Linked DNA regions of Homo sapiens: all the other regions are linked to region 3. A link is a contact called in ENCODE Hi-C or POLR2A ChIA-PET data. All regions are on one chromosome and are shown on one strand. The core of a region is the stretch at or near the end of the contact, and the rest is flanking DNA. Distances in the headings are between cores, read along the strand shown. Region 1 holds the start of LINC00504 (long intergenic non-protein coding RNA 504). Region 2 overlaps CPEB2 (cytoplasmic polyadenylation element binding protein 2). Region 3 holds the start of LINC01182 (long intergenic non-protein coding RNA 1182). Region 4 overlaps LINC00504 (long intergenic non-protein coding RNA 504). Region 5 overlaps CPEB2-DT (CPEB2 divergent transcript). Region 6 overlaps C1QTNF7-AS1 (C1QTNF7 antisense RNA 1). Region 7 overlaps LINC00504 (long intergenic non-protein coding RNA 504).

What was found. A loop is a pair of places that touch in the nucleus more often than their neighbours do. ChIA-PET counts read pairs that join two places held with the same protein, here RNA polymerase II (POLR2A). Pooled maps may share reads with other maps.
Region 1: a map with no recorded cell type shows a loop between it and region 3 (2.5-fold over the local background). The contact joins the promoter of LINC00504 here to the promoter of LINC01182 in region 3. A Hi-C loop is called at or near these places in 2 of 168 maps with a recorded cell type or tissue (PC-9 and mammary epithelial cell), 11 of 37 single-sample maps with no recorded cell type and 6 of 50 pooled maps. POLR2A ChIA-PET finds 5 or more read pairs at or near these places in 1 of 52 experiments (activated CD8-positive, alpha-beta T cell).
Region 2: a loop to region 3 is called in a map of head of caudate nucleus, with 4 times the contacts of the local background. The contact joins the enhancer-like site here to the promoter of LINC01182 in region 3. A Hi-C loop is called at or near these places in 1 of 168 maps with a recorded cell type or tissue (head of caudate nucleus) and 1 of 50 pooled maps. POLR2A ChIA-PET finds 5 or more read pairs at or near these places in 2 of 52 experiments (AG04449 and MCF 10A).
Region 4: a pooled map shows a loop between it and region 3 (5-fold over the local background). The contact joins the enhancer-like site here to the promoter of LINC01182 in region 3. A Hi-C loop is called at or near these places in 1 of 168 maps with a recorded cell type or tissue (Calu3), 4 of 37 single-sample maps with no recorded cell type and 11 of 50 pooled maps.
Region 5: a pooled map shows a loop between it and region 3 (2.7-fold over the local background). The contact joins the enhancer-like site here to the promoter of LINC01182 in region 3. A Hi-C loop is called at or near these places in 3 of 168 maps with a recorded cell type or tissue (chondrocyte and naive thymus-derived CD4-positive, alpha-beta T cell) and 11 of 50 pooled maps. POLR2A ChIA-PET finds 5 or more read pairs at or near these places in 1 of 52 experiments (activated T-cell).
Region 6: a pooled map shows a loop between it and region 3 (3-fold over the local background). The contact joins the enhancer-like site here to the promoter of LINC01182 in region 3. A Hi-C loop is called at or near these places in 6 of 50 pooled maps.
Region 7: a loop to region 3 is called in a map of IMR-90, with 2.9 times the contacts of the local background. The contact joins the enhancer-like site here to the promoter of LINC01182 in region 3. A Hi-C loop is called at or near these places in 1 of 168 maps with a recorded cell type or tissue (IMR-90), 1 of 37 single-sample maps with no recorded cell type and 15 of 50 pooled maps. POLR2A ChIA-PET finds 5 or more read pairs at or near these places in 1 of 52 experiments (PC-9).

The regions. Positions count from the first base shown.
Region 1 is chr4:14,886,687-14,889,449 of GRCh38, forward strand. LINC00504 (long intergenic non-protein coding RNA 504) reads right to left here and starts at 1,483. Exons shown (of 7, transcript NR_126435.1): 1 at 1,373-1,483.
Region 2 is chr4:15,019,803-15,022,576 of GRCh38, forward strand. The region is part of intron 4 of CPEB2 (cytoplasmic polyadenylation element binding protein 2); the gene reads left to right. All of the region lies in intron 2 of C1QTNF7-AS1 (C1QTNF7 antisense RNA 1), which reads right to left. Among named protein-coding and RNA genes, the nearest start is that of CPEB2, 19 kb to the left of the region's middle. Within about 2 kb of position 1,274, at least 2 of the 41 ENCODE cell types and tissues checked have a DNase peak (open chromatin) inside an H3K27ac peak, as active enhancers do.
Region 3 is chr4:13,653,842-13,656,673 of GRCh38, forward strand. It overlaps LINC01182 (long intergenic non-protein coding RNA 1182), which reads left to right and starts at 1,338. Exons shown (of 4, transcript NR_121681.1): 1 at 1,338-1,510. RefSeq lists an enhancer at 863-912.
Region 4 is chr4:14,700,832-14,703,531 of GRCh38, forward strand. All of the region lies in intron 2 of LINC00504 (long intergenic non-protein coding RNA 504), which reads right to left. Among named protein-coding and RNA genes, the nearest start is that of LINC00504, 190 kb to the right of the region's middle. Within about 2 kb of position 1,265, at least 3 of the 41 ENCODE cell types and tissues checked have a DNase peak (open chromatin) inside an H3K27ac peak, as active enhancers do.
Region 5 is chr4:14,915,788-14,918,500 of GRCh38, forward strand. All of the region lies in intron 7 of CPEB2-DT (CPEB2 divergent transcript), which reads right to left. Among named protein-coding and RNA genes, the nearest start is that of LINC00504, 29 kb to the left of the region's middle. Within about 2 kb of position 1,389, at least 7 of the 41 ENCODE cell types and tissues checked have a DNase peak (open chromatin) inside an H3K27ac peak, as active enhancers do.
Region 6 is chr4:15,409,628-15,412,327 of GRCh38, forward strand. The region is part of intron 1 of C1QTNF7-AS1 (C1QTNF7 antisense RNA 1); the gene reads right to left. It also overlaps a transcript of C1QTNF7 not described here. Among named protein-coding and RNA genes, the nearest start is that of C1QTNF7-AS1, 17 kb to the right of the region's middle. Within about 2 kb of position 1,349, at least 7 of the 41 ENCODE cell types and tissues checked have a DNase peak (open chromatin) inside an H3K27ac peak, as active enhancers do.
Region 7 is chr4:14,855,248-14,857,968 of GRCh38, forward strand. The region is part of intron 2 of LINC00504 (long intergenic non-protein coding RNA 504); the gene reads right to left. Among named protein-coding and RNA genes, the nearest start is that of LINC00504, 32 kb to the right of the region's middle. RefSeq lists enhancers at 694-1,893, 1,089-1,468. Within about 2 kb of position 1,289, at least 10 of the 41 ENCODE cell types and tissues checked have a DNase peak (open chromatin) inside an H3K27ac peak, as active enhancers do; they include IMR-90 and PC-9, where a contact is called at or near this core.

The DNA.
Region 1 (2,763 bases), core at 233-2,732, 1.2 Mb after region 3:
TTTAGGAGGAAAAATCAAAAGCCCCTCATGACACATTGACTATAGGGACAGAGTAAGGATGAATGGATAATGACACAGAAAGAGTGTGCTAATTCATTCCTAGGTGTGGCAGGGAGATTACTCCTAATTTAAAATTGCAACTTGCAAGAGGAGTTCTTTCTCCCAAGGCCTTTTCCAAGGCACTCCAGGTAGCAGAGAATTCAAATGGTAGCTAGAATTCTCCTTTAGCTTGAAATACATAATAAACCAGCAATGTCTTCTACAAAAAGCATCATTAACAAAGTTTGTGTTTGTTCATCAGTTAAGATCTTGGGGCTTTTTGCCTGATATCATTAATCGTCACGCTTGCTAAAGAACATTCTTCTATCAAACAGACGGGGATTCAAATAAAAGGAGCAAACATATGAATATGCAAGAAGGAAGGCCAAATTATTAATGCAGAATGAAGAAGAATCTGGCAGGAATATCCTTCATTCGACAAGTATTTATTGAGCGTCCTCTACATGCTAACCATTATGCCAGGGGCTGGGAATACAATGACGAGCAAAATGCTGCAGATTTCATGCCAGGAAGCAAGCACACATCTGAAGGAATTTTACATAAATACATAATGTGTTGCTGGTTCCAGCATGCCCCTCTTCATCGGTTTAGTTCAAATGTACTCCTATAACTCTTACTTTTGCACTGAAATTTCCTTCTGTTTTTTTTTCTCATTCATTGTGGCATAATAGAAAGAGTAGACAGGCATACCAATTGCCTTACTAATCATATGACCTTGAGTAAATTACACATCCTTCCAATGGGGCCAATTATACCAATCTCCGAGGGTATGCTTGAAAATACATTAAGATACTGTGTACCACAGCCAGTTAGCTATACAACATATCATATAAGCCTTTATGTGAATTCAACTATACCAAATTGGGATGGGAATGAGGGTAAGTGAGAAATAATAATTTAAATATATGACAAGGGCTGACTATATAATTTGTAGGGACCAGAGGAAAGTAAAATTGAGAGACTCCCTATTCAAAAATTAAGAATTTCAAGACAGTGATAGCAGAGCATTGGGCCAAGCACAGGGTTCTTCTGAGTGTGAGGCCCTTTACAATGGCACAGAATGCACAACCATGAGGTCGGCCCTGGACTTTCTTACTCCCCTGCATATCTAACATGGTGAATAAGTTCTATGATCAATATGATCTTAATTCTAAAATATATGTCTTGTTTACTTGGTTTTTGTTCACTTTGGCCGCTAACCAGAAGCGACCTTATTTTCATGGGCATAAAACCATATATGCAATCATTTGGCTTAAGGGATTTTCAAGGGTAGTTGTATTAGTCCATTTTCATGCTGCTGATAAACACATACCTGAAACTGGGAACGAAAAGAGGTTTAAGTGGACTTGCAGTTCGACGTGGCTGTGTAGGCCTCAGAGTCATGGTGGGAGGCGAAAGGCACTTCTAACATGGCAGAGGCAAGAGACAAATGAGGAAGAAGCAAAAGCAGAAACCCTTGATAAACCCATCAGACCTTGTGAGACTTACTCACTATCACGAGAACAGCACAGGAAAGACCAGCACAGGAAAGACCGGCCCCCATGATTCAATTACCTCCCCATGGGTTCCTCCCACAATATGTGGGAATTCTGAGAGATACAATTCAAGTTGAGATTTGGATGAGACACAGCCAAACCATATCAGTCGTTTTTACTCTATTTTCCCATTACACACTGGTTTCCTAAAGCCTGCAGGAGGTGAAAGCTCACCATAGCTGTCATTTCTGCTGAGCCTTTGACAGTAGGAGTCAACCTTGTGCCCAAGTCTGGATCACATGCTTTGCAGTGAGAACTTCATTCAAGCCACACAGCAAGCCTGCAGGATAAATAATACCATCCTCATTCTCTAGAGGAGGGAGAAACAGAGCCTCAGAGCAGGGAAGCAATTTGCTTAAAGTTACCCAGAAAATAAGTGGCAGATTTGGGATTCAAATACGGGTCTTTGGAGCACACTGTCCACATTCATTCACTGATATCTTAATAAATGGTTGTTCCTTCCAACTCTCTTCTGCAAATCTTGCCCTAACCTTTTGAAATGAAGAATTGTTTGGCAAATTAGGAACCTGATTTTCTGCATCCTGGTAGCAGAGAATGGCTTGCCAATTCAGTTCAGGCACGTAATGCTGGAGGCAGAGCAACAGAAGAGCCTGAAAGTCTGACCTGTGCTTCTAGAGCTCTGATTGCCACATGATGAAAACTCAGGGCTGACATCACCAGTCTCCAGCCTCCCAAACATGAGCCCATGTGGAGAGAATGTTATAAAGAGGAAAAAAATAAAGGTCATGTTAGAGTGAATGATAGGTATAATTAATGTTACTGACAATGAAAAGCTTAGGTGCTGAGAGAAAAATGAGTCAGCAGTGAGCTTGATGTTGAAACTACATGCTGCCTTGTTGCTCAAATACTTACCTATTAGGAAAAAAGAGCAATTTCCTGATCAATGCACACAAAATTCTGGGTTGAGAACACTAAGTGAAAAGTGGGAAAAAAGCCACTTGTGTGTTTTATTTCCAGCATGTGCACAGCCACATTTATGCATAATTTTGGGTTTGTCATTCCCCTTTATGAGTTTTTGTGATCTCAGTGTTTTAGCATGAAGGCCTTTCATAATCTGATCGTATCTTCCCTTTCTATGATCGTCCTCCCTAGTCTCTTCTCTAAATATCCAAATATTACTTCGTCATTCCAGAAGCAGCTCTACCTA
Region 2 (2,774 bases), core at 24-2,523, 1.4 Mb after region 3:
TTGAGTGAGGAGAGATATTAGTTATCTCTCTATAATTATCCCAAAATTTAGCAGATCAAAAAAACAGTATACATTATCTCAAACAATTTCTGTGGGTTTAAATTTGGGAGCAGTTTAGCTGGTTACTTCTGGCTAAGGATATCTCATGAAGTAGCAGTCAACATACTGGCTGAGGCTGCAGTCATTTGAAGGCTTAACTGGAACTGGAGGATCTTTTTCTAAGATGGTACACTCACATGGCTGGATGTTGGCAGAAGAACTTGGTTTGTTGCCTCATGGACCTCTCTACAGGGCTGTAAAATTTTTCTTACAACATGGTTGCTTATATCCCCCAAAGTGAGTGATAAAAGCTCAAAACAAATGCCCCAATGTCTTCTATGTCCTAGCCTTAGAAGTCTCATACCATCATTTCCACAACATTCTGTTAACTGCATAGATCAGCTCTGCTCAATTTAGGCCAAGTCTGCTATTCAAGAGATGTGAATACTAGAGGCTGGCTACCACAGAGGTAAAAGGCAGAGTGGTAAATTTGTATTCAATTCGACCCACAGTTAAAGGAAAAGAAAAATTAGTCAAGGTGAGACTGTCAATTGGAAGAAAGCAGTCAAGCAGATAGATCTCTAGAATGCTAAGTGGCAGGTTCCTGACCTAACTGAGGACTGGTGATTGTGCTAACAGAAGCACCTTCCCTCTTATCCTTGTTTATGCCCAAAACACTTCACTGCAGCTTATTTGCCTTTTCCTACTCCCCAGTGTTTTTTCAGGACAGTAGGGAACCTCCATTGTTTAATGTTAATATTTTCATGGTCTGGCATAGCAGGTAGGAAGGGTCTAGTCTTGTTGAAGTTGTACAGATGTGAAATGATGGCAACCCAAGATGGAATGCAGAATGTACTTTACTCAATTAAGTGTGTCTGTTTTTGCACAAGTTTCCTAGACACTGCACGTTGTCGGAGACAGACATAGTGTCTGCCCTCATTGTATAGCCTACTGGGGAAAGAGAGATTCCTTATACAAATACAATATACGTATATCTACTGTGTGTTAGAAATACTGTGGAGGAAGATTATGAGGTGTTTAGAGAGATTATAAATGGAAGTACCTAATTTAGATGTGGAGTAAAGGAAGCTGAGACCTGAAGCATGAGCAGCACAATGATGGAAAAATTGGGAGAAAGTGTCAATTAGACAAAGGAACCAGCATGTGCAAAAGCATGGAAGAGATTGTTACATTTGAGGAACTGAAAGGAGGCTAGCCCTGGCATAGCTTGTTTAGGGCTGCCTGATGCCGACTGGGTGTAACAGGGCACAGTTAACACTGTCGAGAGTGTGCTATCTTTTGCTATGGATCGTGAACAGTGACACACTGTTAAATGCTTTCTTTAGTATGAATGGCACTGACCCGTCTGCTTTATTTATTGTGTGGTAGTTTCTCTCCATTAACATCCTATTTTCTGGTGACTATCTTGATTCTTGGCAAATAATTTGCTTTTCAAAGGAAGATCATGGATTCTTTAAATGGTTAAAGTAAATCATGCTTTGCCAAGTACTGTTTTGTAGTTTTTCAGTTTTAGATTTGCATACCTATTTTAAATAATTTGTGATTTTTTAATATATGTGTATATATATTCCCCCTTTAACAAAAGAACAAGACAGTGATTATTGTTAAGCTCTTTTCCTTCCCTGCCCCCAACAATTTGTAAAAAGGCTTACTGTGTGAGTATTTTTGCCAGAAATTGCTTGTATCATTTCCCAAAGTATAGGGACAAACAGAATTACTTAATTGTAGCTCATAAAAGTTGATTTGAAAACTCTAGGAAGAAATGTAGTTTATGTAACGGTTTGGGGGAAGATCTGTGTCAGTAAGTCGTAATGCCTTTACCAGTGTTTCATGAGCAGTTAAAGGGAATTAAGGAAAAAGAATTTAGAATATGATTTTACACCAAGAAATGTCTAGAAGTGGATGCCTTTAAAACTTATTTACTAAGTTTTTGTATATCTAGTGTCATTTTTATTACCTGATTGCTAAACTCCTATTTTTTAAGACTCCTGAAGTAAGAAGCTCTGTTTATTTTAGGGCATATAAGCCCTGAGAAAATAAGGAGTTATTCCTGTAAGGTGCTGACTGATTATGGTAGTACCAAATTGCTTATTTTCTTCCACTTTTCCCTCTCTTTCTCTTCAGCTGACCTTAATATAAGATTACAATACCAAGTCACAAAATAACTTGTATAAATTTCTAAAAGTCTCCATTGTGAGAACTTATATTTAGAATTTAAGAACTGTCGAGCCAGACAGAGGTTCTCAGACACTGAGACTGTGTCAACCATGTGGTTTTCAGGGCCCACCCTAGAAGTGGTGTAGTTCGTGTGGGGTGTAGAACACACCTGGAGAAACTCTGGTATAAGAGAGCAATGGTAAAGAGATCTTTAAAAAGCTGTGAAAGTTTAATGGCATTTATTAAAATAAAGTACAAAATAAAACAAATACCAATAATATACATGCCAAAGCAGGAATGTCATCTGCTCTTACAGGACTCTTCCTTATTTCCCCTGACAGAGAAAAAGGGGTGCATTTCTCAAAACTGAGTTTACTTTTTCTTCAGCCACTGGTGTTTTCCTGAAGTTGAAAGTTTTAAAATTGCCAATAACAAAAAAGAGTATAGAAGAAAATCACATATATTAGATACATATCTATGTATCTAATATATATATGCATTCAGTTTTAAATGAAATGTTTCCATTTATTTCAAAAAGGAGTAAGTAGAATTGACAT
Region 3 (2,832 bases), core at 88-2,587:
CAATGTATGTCTTAAATGTATTTAATTGAAGTCTCACGTCTCCCTAAAATGTATACATCTAGGTGACGCCCCAATCACCTTGGGGTCATGTTCTCAGGATCTCCTGAAGGTTATGTCATGGGCCATTAGTGACTCATATTTGGCTCAGAATAAATCTCTTTAAATATTTTAGAGTCTGACTCTTTTTGTCAACAAAAATCACATCTCTGTCTGACATTGTCGTGATTTGGGTTCTTTCAAAAGCAGATCCTGAGACAAGGGTTTGAGTGCAAGTGGGACTTTGGAGGTGTATTTATCTTTTTAAAAAATTTTTTTTTGTGCCTCTCAGCTCTGAATGGACCCTTTATTAATTTATGCTCTGGGACTAACGAAGGCGTGCCTTTGAGCCCGTCTCCTTTAAGTGCGCGCGATGCTAGGCTTCCTCAGTAGAGGGCGCCGGAGGACACCGCAGCTGGAGGAGGGTTTCCGCCGGTTGTGCGGGGACCGCGGCTCAGTAGTGTGGGTGGACGAGGACAGCGGGTGGAACTGGTCCTTCTGTGACTTTGCAGCCCCGGCTTGGTGATAATTTTTGTGCAGGCTTCTTGACATGGAAAGCAGAGCTCCCCAGCACAGAGTGAGCCTCCGAAGGGCTCCTGCCCTTACCGGTGCCCTACCCTCCCTTTCCCTGCTTGCTACACTTGGGTCCGGGACTCAGCCTCCCTTTGCAAGCTTCTGCTCGGCCTGTGTGCAGCTGCACTTAGCTGGCAGGGTCAGGCGTTGAGTAGCCGCTCCGCTCCTTCTGCAGCCTCCTGCAGCCCCCGCCAGCTCCCGGGCTCCATCCCTCACCATCAGTTGCTGATTGGCGCCCCCTGCGTGCACAACGGAGGCTGGCTGCACCTGGAGGTTCCCAGCAATTCCAGGCCGGCTCCAGCCTAGCCAAAGCAGCTAACTTCTCTGCTGTCTCGTGGGCTGAACCTCACCGTTTCCCAAGAGGTCTGAATCCTTCTCAAGTTCGTCTTTTCCTAAGTTCTCCCTCGTAGCTCTAGGTTGCTTTGTAGAGTTTCCTTATATCTATACTCTTCATTGTAGTTAATGACTCTGTGTTACACTTGTCCTGTTGAACTTACTGTGTAGTTTCTGTCTCTTGACTGGATCAAGGCTCTCACAGGAGTCAATCCCAGAAAAATGATGAGACAGTAGGGAAGAGAGAAAAGCCAATAAACAGCATGTTAATGAGTAGGTCCCACCTGGGGCTCAGTCGCACTGGTGTCCCTCTGAGAGTATGGGCACCACACACTTTGGCATTGCCCCAGCAAGGCAAGGGGCAAGCAAGGGAGCTGGGTGTTTATCTCCCAGGCATTGCTTGAGGCTTGCTCTTGGGAATGGTAGCTCCCTGGAACTTCTGTCCAGCCTGCATATCTGGACTGTGCAGGGGATACTTCTATGGCCAGAAAAAGCCCTTGGGCAGAGAGAAGCAGGTTCTTGATGCTGAGATGTCTGCGTGCTTGGGAGTTGACCACTGCAGCTGCAGGTGACCTCTGGGGTGGGCCAAGGGGATGTAGGTGGGCAGTGATACATCTGCTACAGACATGTTGCAGGATGCAGGGCAGCAGAAGGAAACTGATCAGCTGGCTGCCAATGAATGGCCCAGACTGATTCAAGGGTAAATTTGCTGGAAGAAGTCCGTTGCAGAAGATCAGATGCTTTCCTGACTGGTGTAATTTAATTGTATGGTCAGTGTTTGCTATGGATAATTGGATTTTTCTTTGACCTTCACAATCTTGCTGGCTCTCTGTCCACACTGAAAGACACTTTTCTAACTCTCTCAAATGCAATAAGACTAACCTTGGCTTCCATCAGGAACTCATGGGCTTGCCATTTCCAGGAGGTGCCGATGGCTGTGGTATCCAACCAGCAAACGGCAGTGGTGTTTGTATTTTCCATTTTGCCCTTTACAAGAACATTTCAGCTGAAGCAAAAGGCTTTTTCCTTTACCCTGGGTTTTTTAATAGAAATCTTGGTGGCATTAAGCACTTTTAATTCTGAGCACTAGCCTGTAAAGTTCAAAGCTCTGTTCTGCTCTTGAACACAGCGGATACCAAGGCGAGAGATTCTAATCACAAGGAATACCAGAAAAAAAAAAATAAGCAGGAGACAAGTTTATTACGAAGGGTTGTGAACAGTATTTGTGATTAATGTGGAATGAAAAAGGTTATTTCTACATTAAAATCATTCACATTTGCAATAATTTAAACAATTTATCTGGTTTCCCCAAGTGGGGATGTGTTCTTTCCACATATAACATGCTCAGTGAAGGAAGAACAAGGAAGGTTACGCTGCCCTGAAACATATCTGGGAGAGCTTTTCGGCTCTGGGAGGATCACCAAGTTATGTTGTTAAGTGACAAAAACAATATCCGGAAGAGTGTCAAACAGCTAATTATTGTGTAAGAAGGAAAAAAAGAAGACTACATTAGTCACATTTACTTATATTTATATGAAAAGCTAATAAAAGTAGCTAGGTATACGTAAGGCAGTCAGAAACAAGACTTTTCAATTATAACTTTTATATCATTTTAATTTAAAAGTTACGCTAATATATTTCCTGTTCAAGAAACAAATAACAACATGCCCAGTGGAAAGCATCATCATTGTAATAATGTCCTAAGATCATTTTTTATGACCTTTGAAGGTAACTTAGGATAGGAAAATGCATTCCATAAAATTCAGCTGCCTGCACATAGTGAATCCTTTGCAAACCCTCGGAATAGGCTGAGGGTTTTTATATGACCATGGAATTTTTTTTTTTTTTTTTGCATCTTTGCTGCTATTCGCCATCCAGGCAGCAGGGGGA
Region 4 (2,700 bases), core at 15-2,514, 1.0 Mb after region 3:
ATGACAAGAGCTAACATAGGTAAAAAGCTTAGAACAGTAGCTGACATTTGGTAAGCACTCAATAAATGTTAGCTATCATTATTATAAAGAATATTGAATATTTTCATCCAAATTCTATATATCTTTATATAGGATGTGAATTCACTTTTCATAGTAAATTTGAAAAAAAACTGTCTTATAAAATCTTCCATATCAGCTACCTTTGGGGGAGTAATTCCAAAGCCATTATCATAAACATGGGCTATTGTTTTATAATCAGGGCAAGAAGAAACAAATGTTGTTTTTAAAACTTAGATTTAAAACATGAATTAGTTTTGTTATTCTGACTCCTTCACCTCCCCATCGTGGTAAGTACAATTTGTTAATTCCTTTCCGTGTTTCTGTGCTAAGCTTTCTTTCCACTCTGATTACTCTTGGCTAGTTCTCGACCCAGACTGTCTATATTTGCAATCTGGTTCTTCTACATCTTGTCTATGAGAGCTTGGAGATGTATTTTACTCTCTGTCAATCAGTATCCTCTTATCAAATGGGAAAATAAGTTGGACCTACCTCTTAGTATTGTTAAGCTGGCACAATACTGGGCAAAGATAGGTTCCCAATGAATTCTAGCTATGACTGTTACCCTGAGATTTCAGGACAATATCTGACCTCATAGCTGTTCACTGAACACTTTTTGATGTTATGTTCTATGAGCAGCAGGAGCAATGACTCGGTGCTAGGACAGTGCAGGATGGGTAGCAAAGAATGCAAAGTGTTCCATGAAGCCAGAATATGTGTCACTCCAGACATGAAAGCCAAAACCCTCTTCCAGATGTTGAAGCACTCCTGCTCCAAGTCATTGCCAAAAAGCCAGGCCTCTCCACTTTGCTTGGCAATGAAGACCAATAATCCACCTTAATTTGGAAAATTCCACTCACGTTCCTGGTCTCTGGCTTTCCACATGTCCCCACAAGGTTTTATGCCAGCTCTGAGTTCCAAATGTTGAGGAGGAAGAAAGGAGGGAATGGAAAAAAAAAATAGGTAGAGGAAAGGTCGGAAATTTAAACTGAATTATTTGGTAATGGAAATTCCCTTTCAAGTCTCTTTCATTCTTTATTTGGATTCCATTGAGTGTGGGCCAAAAGAGAAAAAGGAAAGGTTAAATTCTCCTATCAGATCTGGCAAAGAATCTCAGCCAAGCAGCTTAAGGGACAGATTAGCTTGCCTGCAAAGCAAAAGTGTTGATACACAAGATGCCAGCAGGCTGCACAGACCCCTCCTTAGAGGCCTTGGCATCCACTGGCCCTGGGAGGGGCTTGCAGGAGGAAATTGGCCCATAGGCAATAGCTTGATCCTCAAGAAAGTGCAAAACATTCTCTCTGCCCAGGGGTAGAAGGAGGCTTTAGATATTCTCACCTTAACTAGTCGGATCTGCTTCCCTTTGAAGAATAAACTTTCATATCCTCCCCCCAGAGAAATACTCACAAGATTTTGCCCCCAACCTAGGGTTTCATGGACCTCAGCTATCCCACCCACAGACCTTGAACCCCTGTCTTATGAGATCCCCGACCTCTTTGAGAACATCTTACTAAAAGCCTTTCTATTTTTCACAGGCCTCTTTCCATCAGCCTTCACTAGAGTCAAAACCCTTCTTTTTAAACTAAGATCAGATCCAAAATTCAAAACATGTCTGGCTGTGGCCTGATGTGTCTGTGTTTAATTCAAAAAAAAAACTGGCAAGTTTAGTGGGGAAAAATAACCCGAAAAACCGATCCTTGGAGTAAATACTGAGCCCTACTATTATCTCCTGGAGTAAATATTGGTCTCTACTTTTAGCTCCTGCAGTCCTGGACTGGGTGTTAGGAAAGTCACTCAGCATTTCAGAGTTTTCAATTTTCTCATGAATAAAATGGGAATTTATTAGTCACCTGTCAACCTCTTCAGGTTTTTGTCAGGTTACATTTCCTGTTTGTCAAAGTGATTCTCCAATGATAAAAGAAACTATGAAATATGAAAGTTTAATGAGCAGCTATCACATGACAGACCCTGAAGATGGGGACATAGGTTCCTCCTTCCCTGAAGGGGCTCCCACGGAGTGGGGAGGTGGCTGAGGAAGGCAATGACCACAGTTCATTATGAGAAAGCATTCTGATAAAGGCTTGAAGAGGCCTTCCAGGGAGGATTCCATGCCTTCTGAGACAATCAGGAGACACTTCCTAAGGGAGAGAAGCATCTGAACTGTTCCCACTAGGGCAGTGAGAGGAGCCAGCTGGGAAAAGGAGGGACAAGATATTTCCATCAAGGGAATCAGCATGCTCAAACTTAAAGAGGAGAAGTGTAATAATAATGACTGCATGATATGGTTTGGCTGTGTCCCCAGCCAAATCTCATCTTGACTTGTAGCTCCTATAATTCCCATGTGTCATGGAGGGATCCAGTGGGAGGTAAATGAATCAGGGGGGTAGGTCTGTCCCATGCTGTTCTCATGATAGTAAATAAGTTTCCTGAGATCTGATGGTTTTACAAAGGGCCTCTCCTGCACACACTCTCTTGCCTGCCACCATGTAAGATATGACTCTGCTCCTCATTTGCCTGCCCCCATGATTGGGAGGCCTCCCCCAGCCATGTGGAACTGTGAGTCCATTAAACCTCTTTCCTTTATAAATTACCCAGTTTCAGGTATGTCTTTATTAGCAGCATGAGAGCAGACTAATACCCTGC
Region 5 (2,713 bases), core at 139-2,638, 1.3 Mb after region 3:
TCTCAGGGTCTCACTCTACTGCCCAGGCTGGAGTGCAGTGGCATGATCATGGTTCACTGCAGCCTCGACTTCCTGGGTTCAGGTGATCCTCCTACCTCAGCCTCCCAAGTAGCCACAGGTGTGTACCACCATGCCTGGTTAATTTTTGTATTAGTTTGGTGCAAAAGTAAGTGAGTTTTTGCCATTAAAAGTATTAATAATTGCAAAAAGCACACTTTTGTACCAACCTAATACAATATAATTTATAATATAGATATTTTTAATAATATTTTTTGTAGAGATGGTGTTTCACCATGTTGCCTAGGGTGGTCTTGAACTCCTGAACTCAAGCTATCTGCCCACCGTGACCTCCCAAAATGCTAGGATTACAGGCATGGGCCACTATGCCTGGTCCAACTTTTCTTCCTAATAGGATCACTCTTTCCTCTTCACAAACTCCATACCTATTCCATGCCTCCTCACTGCACACTTCTGTTCAAACCTTTTTCTTTGTATCTTGAACACCTTCTCCTCTATTTCTACCTCTCCAAACCCTATCATTCTTGAAGTCTCTGTTAAAATGTTATCCGCTCCATAAAGTCTTCCTTGTTTGCCACCAAGTGACATTTCCTGTCTCTGAACCCTCATTTTACATCTTTTACACCTTTATTGTGGCATTAATCATTTTCTAATTTATATTTACTTACCCTCCTTTTCTATCTCTCCCCTTATTTTATTGAAGTCACAGAGACGTCTGTAAAATGAGAGTCAAACAAATAAACTGGAAAGTTCCTCTGTCCACAGGACTTTCAGAGAGAAGTTAAATGTGTAATCCTGATACCTTGACCACAGCTAAATGGACCAGGATACGACCCCAGTTCAAGACCAGCCAATCCCTAGACTGACCAGCAGCTATGAGGCAGCAGACAGGGGTGACAGTGATATGCTGGAGCTGGCTTATGCTAGCTTATGGGCCCCAACTGTTCCATTTTCAGGATTTGAGGAGCCAGGTGACGTTATGTTGACAGCTTGAAACCATCTCTCGTAGGAGTATTTGTGCCAAGGAAATTGGCAACACACAGGTGTCAGGGTTTCCCCTACCCCCACCCAACCTCCCACAGAGAACCAGTTATTAAACATTACCAGCACAACACTGATGATAGCAAACTGAACCTTCTCCCCAGGCAGTAGAAGTGTGAGACCTACAGAATGAGCCAGCGGTCCTTAACACAAACAAAGGCAGAACTAACTCAGAGAGGAGGCTGGGTGCAAAAGACAGGACACAGACAACGGCATGAGGCAGCAAAAGCCACAAGGCTGAGAGATAGGAATAGAAATAAGCTGGTCAGTAATGGCAGGTTCAGAATAAGCAGAGGCAGGGAGTGGTGGAATTGTGACGATGACAAATTCCTGGAGTAGAAACAAACAAGTGCCTCTGCCTCGGGATGATGACTAATCCTGCCTCCTGGATGCTTTGCTGGATCCCACATGACCTTTCTAATTCCTACTCATCTGTGGGGCTGGCTTTGCAGGGATTCCTTTTTTCCTCACTTTCCTGCCTCCCAGATAAACTCTCATCACAGAGGACGTGCAGCCCAGAGAACACAATAGAGTGACCATTGCACTTTACAGCTCATAAACTGCTTTCACATCTATCCTCACATTGAATCCTCATGATAACTTTGGCAGGCACACAGGACACCAGCTCTTGTGAGCCTCAGCCAACACATGAGATAAGGAAGCTGAGGCTCAGAGAAGCTGCAAGACTTGCCCAAATATATGAGGCTAGAACAAAAAAGAAATGACATATGATCCCAGGTCCTCTGGCCTCAGGATCAGGGGCTCAATCCACTTTGGGCATAGGTGAGCTGGGAAGTCCACATAAGATGGGAAATGCTTTAACACTTTGTCCTCTCAGATCACAGCCCATGAATGACAGCACGGTTAGTCAACCATCAGAAGGAGCGAAGAGGCCAAGAGATAGAAAAAGTGAGAGAAAAAAGAAAATGAAAGAGATGAGGAGAAAATGTGATTTGGAAGTTTGGGTATCACATATAAATAATATAATATATAGGTATGCACACACACATAAATATACATGTACAGTATACATGTAATATCACATTATGTATGTTATGTGGCATCAGACATACCTGGGTTAAAAATCTCAGCTTCCCTACTCATTGGACACGAGAACTTGAACAAGCCACTTACCCTTCCTGAGACTCTATTCATAAAATGGACATTAGTTTCTCCGTCCACTTTGTAAGATTCTGATAAAGCCTGATGAGAAAATGTATGTAAACTATCTGACACAAAGCTGTCCATAAAGTAATAATTTAATATATTTGATATTTAATTACTATTATTTTTAAGAAATAATTAAAACAATAAAAAGCTATAATCACTTAGTTATTAATTAGGATCATTAATCTGCCTTTATCCTAAAAAAAAAAAGTCAGCTAATGAAAGAACTCCTCTATATAAATCAAGGATATTTTATACATGTACACAGTCTGCTCTACCAAAAATTAAAAATATCATTGAAAACATACAGGATTCAAAATTAAATGTCTTTAAATAAAGCATAAAGCAAAAACAGCTGCTGCTGGAACTTGGTCCCTAGGCAGGTTTGATTTTTGAAAATGACAAAGAGGCCAAATTGTGCTTCGATTCCTGCCTGAACGGAGTGAGAGATGGGGTGTGACTGCCTCCCTGACAGCCTGCTTGGGGG
Region 6 (2,700 bases), core at 99-2,598, 1.8 Mb after region 3:
AGGAGGGTCTCGGGCAGTCTAGTCAGGCTGAGCTCCTGGAGGAGACAGTGAATTGTGGAGTCCGACGGCCCAGGGTCTGAACGTGCTCTGCCCACCCAATGAGACACCCTGGGCTTGGTGTGCTCACTTTAGTGAGCATCTCATCTATGAAATCTGTATAATAGGACCCACTTACCAGAGTTGTTAGGCTGAAATAGGACAATACATATAAAGCATTCCACACACAGTTTGGCACATAGGGAACCTTCAGTAAATCATAAATATGATGACTCTTTTTTTCTCCATTGTCCTTGTGCTGGAATGAAGGTTATTGAAATGATCACAATTGAATTATCTGGGAAAGCAAAACTCTTCTTTGTCTCATAAAACCAAGTCAGTTGACTTAAAGCCAGAAAGTGTATGTGCTAAAACAGTTTCTACATACCCCATGAAGTGCTAATGGCCAAAATTTCTCACCCCAGCCTTCCTGCCGTTAGCACTAATCCAGGAAACTAGAACTCCTGAGGCATTTTAATTTAGAATTATAAATGTGTGCAGTCATAATTTTCTTAGACATCTTCCACACTATTTTGGAGCTTTGGCTTATTGCTTTATGTTTGCATTTAATTTTTTTTCTTAGAGATGTAAATAATTATGTTACTAAATATATGGGAAATAGAAAGTAGGAAAAAAACAGTTCATAATTCCACCACTTTCACAATGGATACCAGCATTTTGGTATATTTTCTGCCAGGCTGTTAACGTGTGAGCTTTATCATTACAAGCATTATAATCATATTGAACACAATTTTGACTCTCAATGTTTCTCTTAACAGTATATTGTGAATATTTTCCTTATGATGGAAAAGGCATTATAACTACCTTTTCAACTAACTGCATAATATTCCACTAAGTGACTAACCCACAATATATTTAACAACTCTACTATTACATGACATTTTGGTTTATTCCAATTTTTTCTGGTTTTCACAGTGCTGCAATAAACATCTTTGTATGTGAACATTTTTATTGAATTCATAATTATTTCTTAGGCTAGATTCACACAATTGGCTAGCCTTCAGTTTTAGAGATATGAAATTACATTAGATTATGGTATTAAACTAACTAGGTGAACTTAGAAAAATCACCAGGATTTCACGTGAATATGCTTTCTCTCTGGTTTTCAGAACTATTAGGGGAACAAATCTTTTGCAAAGCAGCACGAAGGCAGCCTGTAATCTACCAGAGACATACAGAATTGCAACAAGGTCAAAGGGCACCACTTTATTTGGCTGCTACAATATCAACATCAATTTCGAGTTACAACCCAGAAACAAAACAGAGTTTTGAAAAGCAGCAGTGCCTGTCATCCAAATTGCATTTCCTGTTTCACACGCGAACAGGAAGGAAAAGAAACTGCCACTGGCCCCCTACTGAAAGAGACTCTCACTGTGGAAATGTACGTGCATACTAACTTCCATTATTGCAAGGAGTCAGCAAATTCATTCCAATAAGAACTTATTATATTAATAACCATTTACATTTATTGAGCACTTACAATGTGCCAGTGTTCTTAAATATCCTAAACATATACTAACTTTTTCCCATTTTCTGGAAGGCACACTGAGGCATAAAGAGAACATCATTTTCTGAAGATGACAATGATTTTCACAGGAAAGACAAACGAGATGAAAGATGAATGTGCAAGGAAGACTTATTTTCACTATTCATGCTTTTCATTATGAAATATTAAAAAAAAACCACTGTGCACATGCACAGCCATGATCAGAAACTATGAACCTAGAGAGATGCTGTTGGATCTCTTTAAAACACACCATTGTGCAGAATCACCAGGAGGGTCTCTGGCAGCCTAGTCAGCCTGCATTCCTAGAGGAGACAGTGAGCTATGGAGTCTGACAGCCCATGGTCTCAATGTGCTCTGCCCACCCAATGTGAAAGTGGTTAGTAGGAGGTGGAGCTGGGCTTCAAACCCAGGTATGCTGGCTTCAGAAATCACTGTCTAAACCAACCCGGACACCCCTATTCTTTTTGTTGCCTACAGCCCTGGCAGGGTCTCCTGGCTTCCCCTGGTATAGTAATTTTCTATAACGGCTATAACAAATTATCACAAACCTGGTGGAGCAGTTACCATCTTATGGTTCTGAAAGTCAGAAGTCTCAGGTGGGCTTCCAGGGCTACATTCCTCTTGGATGCTCTGGGGGAAAAGCTGTTTCCTTGCCTTTTCTATCTTCTAGAGCAGGAGTCCCCAGTCCCTGAACCACGCACCGGTACTGGTGCAAGGCCCATTAGGAATGGGGTAGCACAGCAGGAGGTGAGTGGCAGGCGAGTCAGTGAAGCTTCATCTGTATTTACAGCTGCTCCCCATCACTCACATTACCACCTGAGCTTCACCACCTGTCAGATCAGCAACAACATTATATTCTCACAGGAGCGCAAACCCCATTGTGAACTGTGTATGAGAGGGATCTAGGTTGCACACTCCTTATGAGCATCTAATGCCCGATGATCTGTCCTGGCTCTGATCACCCCAGAGGGGATGGTCTAGTAGCAGGAAAATAAGTTCAGGGCTCCCACTGATTCTACCTTATCATGAGTTGTATAATTATTTCACTATACATTACAGTATAATAATAATAGAAACAAAGTGCACAATAAATGTAATGCACTTTTGAATCATCCTAAACCATCTCCCACCCCCAC
Region 7 (2,721 bases), core at 39-2,538, 1.2 Mb after region 3:
CTGAGGCCACCACACTCAGTACTCAGCCCTCCCAGGCCCCCATGAAGGCACCTCCTTCTAGGAACCCATCTTCCAGCTGGAGCAACTCACTGAACACTCCCACAACCATGCCCTTGACCCAGTCCCTGAAGACCTAACCAACTCACTGATTATGCCTCCACTGTCTTCAAATCTTGAAAAAGTCCCTCTCTACTTTAGACTATACCTCAATGGGTCTGTACCTTCAAGCAAAAAAGAAAAATGTTGTGGGATTAGAACTGAGTTGGGGAGAGGCTTGCCTGTTTCTTTCTTTTTTTTTTTCCCCCATCCTTGAAACTCAAAAAGGCTATTAACTTCTTTCATGAAGAGTAAAGAAAATTCAGATCTTAGTAACACAGACTTGTTAACTTTGCTAGGAGAGGAAGGAACGCCTTTCCTTCATTTCCAGTAACTCTATGGCATCAAATGAGACACAGATAAGTTTCTCAACCACCCTGCTACAGCGCCCATCATTTTGAATGCCTACTATGCCACTAGTGCTAACAAGGCCCTGTCCGTTGAGGAGTTCATGGCATGGTTGGGAAGCTAGATGACTAAATGCAAAACCAAAGTACAGTGCGTTAGGGCTGGGCTAGAAGGAGTTCAAGGTGTGTAGCAGATGCACAGAGCAGGCAACTAGCCCCACTTGGCAAATCAGAAGAGGCAACAGCAGAGCTGAGCCTTGGAGAACCAGGAGCAGTTGTCAGGTAAAGCAGGGAGGCATAGTAGAAGAGGTGTTTCTTGTTTCCTTTCCATTTACGCTATAAAAATATTCTTCCCCTTGTTAAATAGAGATGAAAGGGAAGCATTAAAGATCTTTAGTGTAAGCATGACATGATGATGGGGCAAGCTGGACAGAAGCCAAACTGGAGGCAGGGGAACTAGTTCCAAGGCTCATTCTCTGCTTTCCTCCAGGATGAGCTGTCTGCTAATTATCTCCTGCCCATGAAGCCACAGGCCCAGAGGCCCATAATGACACAGCACTGAGGGGTCCCTGCTTTTACTAGAATTATTCCTGATAAGCTTCACTTGACAGAAGACTTGGCTTCCCCAGTCTCTGATTCTTTTGTAAATCCCCAGAATTCAACTAAGGTCTCTGCCCTGGAGCTTTTGTAAGCTGATCTCAAACCCAAAAACACCCCCCTTGACTGACAATCCTCTCAGGGTGGAACCAAGAAGAAAGATATTAGTCTAAAGGGAAAAACCCACAGAGGCATGGAGTTCCCCTTGGCTAAAGGAAAAAGCATGTGCACAGTGGTGTGGCTTAAAGAATGATAGTACTCCTTGACCTTCAAGGGTTGGGCTCAAGTTCATGGTTCTTTTAAGGCTGTCAGAAGCCACAGTGAGTCATAACGCTGTTTGTCCTGGGAGGAGGGAGGGTGATGGGGTGTGAGTCACAACGGAGAGAAGGACTCACTAGTATGGGGCTTGGGAAAGGCCCGTAATAGTGACGTCTTCCAGTGTCTTCTGAGTTCTCATGTTTCCTTTCAGACTTTGAGCTGGGCAAGGGGCGAAAAAGGGGACTATATGGTAGTCTCTTATTAATTAGAATGGATAACTAGAGAATAAGGGAAAAACTAACAAAAAAGGCCAGAGACAAGACTGGCCCTGGGGAATGTGAATTCCAGGTCATTTATAAAATAATAATAATAAATCAAGGTTGTCTTTTGTCTTTCCTGCAAAAAAAATGTGACTTGGTAGCACCACGAGTGTATGAGTGATCTTGGGCCCAAATCTGTCTGCATGGGATCCCTGTTCTGCCTCTCCTTAGACGTGTGATCATACGCAAGTCGTTGAATCTCTGTGGACATTAAGCAACATATTCTTGAACAATTACTATGTTCTGGGCACTCGACTTGGTATCTTATTTGCATCATCTCAAATAATTCCATCCCTACTTTAAAACAATACATTCATTTCAGGGTTGTTGGGAGGATTAAAGGAGATAGCCCAGTGAAAGAGTCTAACTGCCTGGCACAATATAGGGATTAAATAGGTACCATGTCCCCTTAACCTGCTCCTTTTTAAGGAAGTGTGCCTATCTTGGGCGTTAGGCTTTCTATAAGCATGTTTACTTGAGTGTAGTTGAATTTATACATGTCTCCCTGGCAAAAGGGGAAAAAAATGCCTTTGATTTTGGTCATTCTCGCACTGTATAGCTTTATGTGCATTTTTTCACCAACATTATCTTCACACACATCATTTTAATTATGATTTTGTTACCTGTGATATCTTACAACTATTAGCACAGAACATACTAGTGAAAAGCCAATCTGTTTAAGCAACAAAGAGAACTGGGAATAACTCTGTTTTTAATGTACCTATTCCCATGAGTTCTTGAAGTTAGGAAGAAACAGCTCCCCTGGCTTTGCTGCCCTGACCTTTGGGTTGTACAAATCAAGTCGGCTTGGCACAGGAAGCAGCACTCAAATCCAGATTCTAACAAACCGGAAGTGAGGTGGAGAGAGATAGGATAAGCCTCTCCTTCGGGCACCAGAGTTCTTAATTGAAGTAGGGATTCCTTGGGTAAATCTTGTATCTTACAGAAGATAAAATTATATAATAATTGAAAACTATAGCTCCCTAAGCTATGAGGATACAAAGGCACAAGAATAATATAATGGATTCTGGGGACTTGCGGGGAAGCTTAGGAGGGGTTGAGGAACGAAAGACTGCATATTGGTTGCAGCGTACATTGCTTGG